Linked DNA regions of Homo sapiens: region 2 is linked to region 1. A link is an interaction called in ENCODE POLR2A ChIA-PET data of the cell type or tissue named here. Cell type or tissue: PC-9. All regions are shown on one strand. Each heading gives the region's core, and the rest is flanking DNA. Links, peaks and the distances in the headings are about the cores only.

Region 1 (2,908 bases), core at 240-2,739:
GGTAGGTAGTGTTCAGGAACAGCCTTGAGAAAGTGTTTTCAGACCAGACATGATATTTTTAATCTCGAGGGGCAAGGCGGCAGACATGCAATACGCTTGGCCTCTGTGGAGGAGGCAGCCCCAGAGGTGGTCTGCTGGGGAAGAATGACAACACGGGAGTGTGGCTGCAAGCCACCCCTGCCTGCCACCTCCTTTTCCTCCACCACTTGGAGCCAAAAAGAATTTATGGTGGGGAATAGAAGCAAGAGGGCTTGTGTTTTTTGAGATTTGAAATATCACTTTCCTGCCCATCTCTTATTTGGGAAAAATAATCAACTCTGTGATTTAAAAAAAAAAAAAAAAGACAAGAAAGAAACGTTTTTAGGATGAAGATGTCATTGAAGTGATTATCTTCCATTCTCTGTAATGATGATGAATCGACAGTCTGGCATTTGTAGAGGCAGTTGACACAGACCCTTTCAAGGGGAAAAAAAGAAACAGTTTTCCAGTGAGGCTTGTCAGGGGGAAGACTGATCGCCGGCAGGCCGGCTCGGACCATGAGCACAGTTCCAAGAATGCAGGGATGAGGAGGAGCCGGGCTGGGCTGTTGAGTCCAGGCTGAGGTAGGAGTGCAGTGTTTTACAGGTCCGTTCTGTTTTGTGGGTGGACATGGGTAGATTACCTGTTGGGAAAGAAATACTTAATATTATTCCTTGAAGTGAGCTAAAGAGAATTACTTTTCTTCACTCACTGTTGAAGAAAAGCAATCTAAAAAAAGAGGTTAAATCTACTTAACATGAGACGTTCAGACATTTAGTGCCCAAGGGAGGGAAGGAAATTCTCCTTGAAAGAATATTCTGTTGGTCCTTTTATGTCAGGATTTTGTTAACAGCCTTTGAGAAAGGTTATCAAAACCTTACTCCATGTTTTTGGTTTAGTTTTTAAAAGAAGCCTTTTCCTTCATAGGGAAATAGCCCCAGAGTATCCAGTATGTCAAACCCAACCTTAGAGGGCCAAACGGGCCCCGGAGGCTTTCGATTCAGGTTCCCAGCCGGAAAATTGCTTTTCAGGGAGAAGGTCATGTTTTCCGCAGATAGTGGGGTCATTTGTATGGTTAAACGCCCTTCCTTCTGAGCCGGCAGGATGTTCAGACTTGGCCTCCCTCAGAGGACAGTAGGAAGTACATTTACCCCCGACTCAGAAGAAAGGATTGAAGATGGGAAGGGGAAATTTAGGTGGAATTCTGGCAACGCTGGGTCCTGTCCCAAGCCCAACAAGATGGACTGAGGCCGGGGTCGTGTCTCCAGAACATTGAAGGGTGGGGAGGGAAGTGTGGTGCAGACAACAAGGACTGCTCAAGGGGAAAAAATGAAAGGGTGGGAGAAAGAAGTGCCACCCACCCTCCCCACAGCTGCTTTTGTGCATTCCTTCAGGCCCTCGCAGACTTTTATATTTGCATAAATGGGCCCTGGTGAGGCTTCCACACTGGGACAGAAGAGCAGGCAGGTCCCCGGACAGTGGAGGCTTTTTCTTCATGAATAGTCTTAGAGCGATTTCGCAGTCATCCACTCGTGGAAGCTTCCTGGCTGGAGTCCGCCCTCCAGTCTCTGTAAGGACGTGCGTGTCTGTCTTTCTGGCTGCAGACCCTGCCCACGCAGGCTTGCCCTCCAGCCTGTTTATAAGGCCTGAAGTTACTTCTGTCTTGTTTTAGCCCAAAGGGTGAACTGCTGCCAGCAGTATGTCTGGAATGTTATTTACTTGGTACATTTCTGTGGCTTTTTGTAGCATTGCACATGCCAGAGCCATTTACTTGAAAATGCCAGGTTGCACAGTTTGTCTTCTCAACGGGGTGACTTTCTCAGTTAGGGGAGTTTAGTTCCTGTGTCTCTCAGTTTCTTCCTTCCTTCCTTGTTTTTTTTTTTCCCCTGAGTTAGTGCTCTGAACAATACTGTTGGTGCCTGTTGCATCGCACCCCTTTATCCTGAGTGCCCCAACTCCACTTGTAATTTCTGGGGTTTCTGGTGTCCTCTTCAGAGCACCTGGCAGATGCTTTTTCATTTGCATGCCTGCCCTGTTATTACTTCACATGAAAGCTGTCTGTTTTGGCAGACATGACTACCATGATTGCAGTTGAGCTCTCTGAGCTGAATGGGTGATGTTGTGTAAGGGAACTCGAGGTGGGGTTTTCTCTAATGGTGGCTGTGGGAGTGGAAGAAAAACCTGCGAGCAGTCTTGGCTTGTGCCGAGCCGACATGATAGCAAACAAATGACTTTTGAAGGGAGGAACCGGTGTGTACAGTTTCCTAATTTGGAAGGTTTCACAACTGTTTTTGTTCAACTGATGGAGGAGAGATTTTTTTAAGGGCAAATTCTTCATTAGGAAGACTGTAAACAAGTCCTGGAAAAAGGATAATTGCTGAAGGAGGAGGCATGGAAGATATTTGATGGGCCTCTTTCGTCAGCTCCCCTTCTTCCCATTCCACCTATGCAGTTTTAATGGTGATATTTTGGGTTTTAACACAAGGTATGGAAAATGAGATTAGATAAATCTCCCTGTCTGGTGCCAGTCCTGGGGCCATTTGCACACCTGGGTGGGATAACTCCCTGCCTTCTTTCTGTCAGCATAATTTTGTTCTGTCATGTGAGTCTATAAGCACTTGCAGATATGATGGAAAAGCTTGGCCTTACACGGTCTCGGCCTTTATTCGGGCCTCCTGGAAACCTCAGCCATCCCCGGCACCTGCTCGTTTGTTAACATCATAGCCAGCTCCCCGTGCAGAATGGAACATTTTCTGCTCCATTCTTCTTGGCTTTTTCTGTCCTTCTGCATGACTTCTCAATTTGTTTGTAAGCTGCTCAGATTTTTGGCTGAAGGGTCTTCTTTGATCACTCTCCTGACAGCTTAGGCTTCACACTGTCACACCTGCTC
Region 2 (2,908 bases), core at 274-2,773, 100 kb before region 1:
CATTCCGGAGGGCAGTATCTAAGATGCCTATCTTGCTGGGTCCAAAGAGTTCCCTAAGCTTTCATGTGAAGTATGAGGAAGAAGCATGAGAAGAGAAAATCTCAGGAGCTGAGTTTAAAGAAAATGGGAAAGAGAAAACAGTTCCCAGCCAGGGTCAGTGTTTTGGCACAGCTGGTCCCTTGGGAGAATGGAAGCCTCTTCCTGGGCAAAAGTCATCATGCTCCTTGGAAGCCATCCAGCCACTGCACAGTACAAGCTATAGGATGTTACCCTACCACCCTACCATGGTGCCTCAGACCTGCCACCTCTGCTTGTCGCCCAAGATGATGGAGAGAGAGCTCTGCTTTGCAGTCAGTGCTCTATCCCCAGCTCTGCCGTTGACTGCTGTGTCCTGTTACTCCCTGGTAAGGTGCCATAGACCACTCATCTCCAGAACTCTTGTGGATAAGATTATGTGTAGATGCCGTTACATCTTAGGTCCTCAGCAGATACTGGTTCCTTGCTTCAGTAGGCTTAGGAAAATTTGGTAGTTTTATGGGTCAATAAACACATAAGTTTTGTGGCTTATTAGTGTGAATCACAGATTCTACAGTTCCTATCAACCCAATGTCTAAAATAATTCTCTAAAATAATAGCTCCAGGGAGAAAATAAAAATAGGTATGGTGACTTAGCATGGTAGTATGACAATATGAAAGGTTTGTTACAGAGTTGTTGGTCCACATTCCTTACATTGTACACATTGGAATTTCTCCGTTTCAGAAGGAGCATTTAGAGCAGCACCTACATTTTTGTTAGGTTTTCCTTCAAGGCTGTAGCTTGAACTTTTAATATACATACTCACTTTTCTTCCCCCCAAAAAGAAGGGTAAAGAAGGCAGTAAAGGTAAAGAAACCAGACATTATTTGATTCAGCTCAAAATGTATTTTTTAGTTCCTTTTCCACATTTAATAACAAATAAAGGCCGGGCGCGGTGGCTCACGCCTGTAATCCCAGCACTTTGGGAGGCTGAGGTGGGCGGATCACGAGGTCAGGAGATCGAGACCATCCTGGCTAACACAGTGAAACCCTGTCTGTACTAAAAATACAAAAAATTAGCCGGGCATGGTGGCGGGCACCTGTAGCCCCAGCCACTCGGGACGCTGAGGCAGGAGAATGGCATGAACCCAGGAGGCCGGGCTTCCAGTGAGCCGAGATCATGCCACTGCACTCCAGCCTGGGCGACAGAGTGAGACTCCGTCTCAAAAAACAAAAGCAAACAAACAAAAAAAATAAAAAGAAATCTTGTACCTGATCTTCAGGGATTTGGGATCCCACCTGGATTAAACTAGACTATCCAAGCCCTATTTGCCTGGCTTCCAGCCCTCCTGGAGTTCTGTTCCCACCAGTTAGACAAAGCTCTCTGTCCTTGACCTCTTTTCCCATCACTTTTGGATCAGAGATTGAGCCTGTCAGCTCCTGAAACAGCTGTCTCTGATCTGTTCTCAGTATTATCTGAGCCATTATCTGACTTGTGTCTGAAAGGACTGCGTGATGGAAACTTCTGAAAGAACCCTCTGTCACCCCACCCGCATCTTCCAAATAGAGCCAGAGAGGCCCAGAGTCAGAAGGCTAAGAAGACCAAGTGTGTGGCCAGCAGCTGCGGGGAGCCAGGGCAACTCCTGCCCGCCACTCTTCCTCTGAATGCCTAGCCCTCTCCGCCTGTGTTCACAGGCCAGCCCTCCCCGGGGCATACACAGCATTTTGTAAATAGTAACTGTGTGTCTTGGTTGAGATAATCTTGTAGGCCAGAATGGAATGTCTCAAGACACTTTGCAAACGGGATTTTATTGTTTAGTTTTAGGGATAGGATCTCACTCTGTCACCCAGGCTGGAGTGCAATGGCACGATCTGGGCTCATTGCAGCTTTCACCTCCCAGGCTCAATCAGTCCTCCTCAGCCTCCTGCGTAGCTGGGACTACAGGCATGTGCCACCATGCCTGGCTAAATTTTTTTTTTTTTTCATAGAGACGGGGTCTGACTACGTTGCCTAGGCTAGTCTTAAACTCTGAGGCTCAAGCAATCCTCCCGCCTTGGCCTTCTGAAGTGCTGGGATTACAGGAATGAGCCACTGTGCTCAGCCCAAAAGGGATTTTAATTTTGCAAAAGGACCAACCTTAAAAGAGCTTTGAATAATAAGTTTCTTTAGTGCAATTCTTTTTTTTTTTTTTTTTGAGATGGAGTCTCGCTTTGTCACCCAGGCTGGAGCACAGTGGCGCAATCTCGGCTCACTGCAACCTCTGTCTCCCGGGTTTAAGTCATTCTCCTGCCTCACCCTCCTGAATAGCTGGGATTACAGGTGCCCACCACCACGCCCAGCTGATTTTTGTATTTCTAGTAGAGATGGGGTTTTGCCATGTTGGCCAAGTTTGTCTCAAACTCCTGACCTCAGGTGATCTGCCTGCCTTGGCCTCCCAAAGTGCTGGGATTACAGGTGTGAGCCACCGCGCCTGGCCAGTGCAATTCTTTTATGTTTTTGTTCCCCACCTCTGTTCCGATTTTCCATTCCTTAGGTATAGTACTTTATGAGCTTTTTGTATTAACCCCCTGTGTTCCTTCATGCAGATGCAGGCCAATTAGACGATACATATTATTACTCTCTCTCCCTTTTCTTAAAAGGAGATAGAACACACACCCTATTTTACACTGTGCTTTTGTCAATTATCATTATCCCCTAGATATAATATTAGGCCTTAAAGAGTTTCTCATTCTTTTTTATTTAGCTGCATAGTATTCTAGTCTATGGATGCTCTCAGTTATACTTTTCCAAAATATGGATCTTTGACTTTTTCCAAAATTTTACTGTTGTAAACAATGCTGTGTTGAGCACCTGGTATATTTAAATAGTCAGTGAATCACAAAGATTTCATT

What was found. ChIA-PET counts read pairs that join two places held together with the same protein. Peaks named below come from ENCODE experiments on the same cell type or tissue, not always from the same donor. Only the 100,000 strongest peaks of a DNase experiment are listed, where the experiment ranks them.
Region 2: POLR2A ChIA-PET joins it to region 1 with 16 read pairs; 4 of 35 experiments call an interaction of 5 or more read pairs at or near these places.

Annotation. Positions count from the first base shown.
Region 1 is chr9:94,920,744-94,923,651 of GRCh38, forward strand. All of the region lies in intron 5 of AOPEP (aminopeptidase O (putative)), which reads left to right. Among named protein-coding and RNA genes, the nearest start is that of AOPEP-AS1, 23 kb to the right of the region's middle. In PC-9, for the core only: no CTCF peak of the experiment used is centred there; DNase peaks (open chromatin) are centred at 538, 1,078, 1,758 and 2,178; H3K4me3 peaks cover 2,397 bases; H3K27ac peaks cover 2,500 bases.
Region 2 is chr9:94,817,753-94,820,660 of GRCh38, forward strand. The region is part of intron 5 of AOPEP (aminopeptidase O (putative)); the gene reads left to right. Among named protein-coding and RNA genes, the nearest start is that of MIR2278, 9.2 kb to the left of the region's middle. In PC-9, for the core only: no CTCF peak of the experiment used is centred there; DNase peaks (open chromatin) are centred at 649 and 1,739; H3K27ac peaks cover 2,500 bases.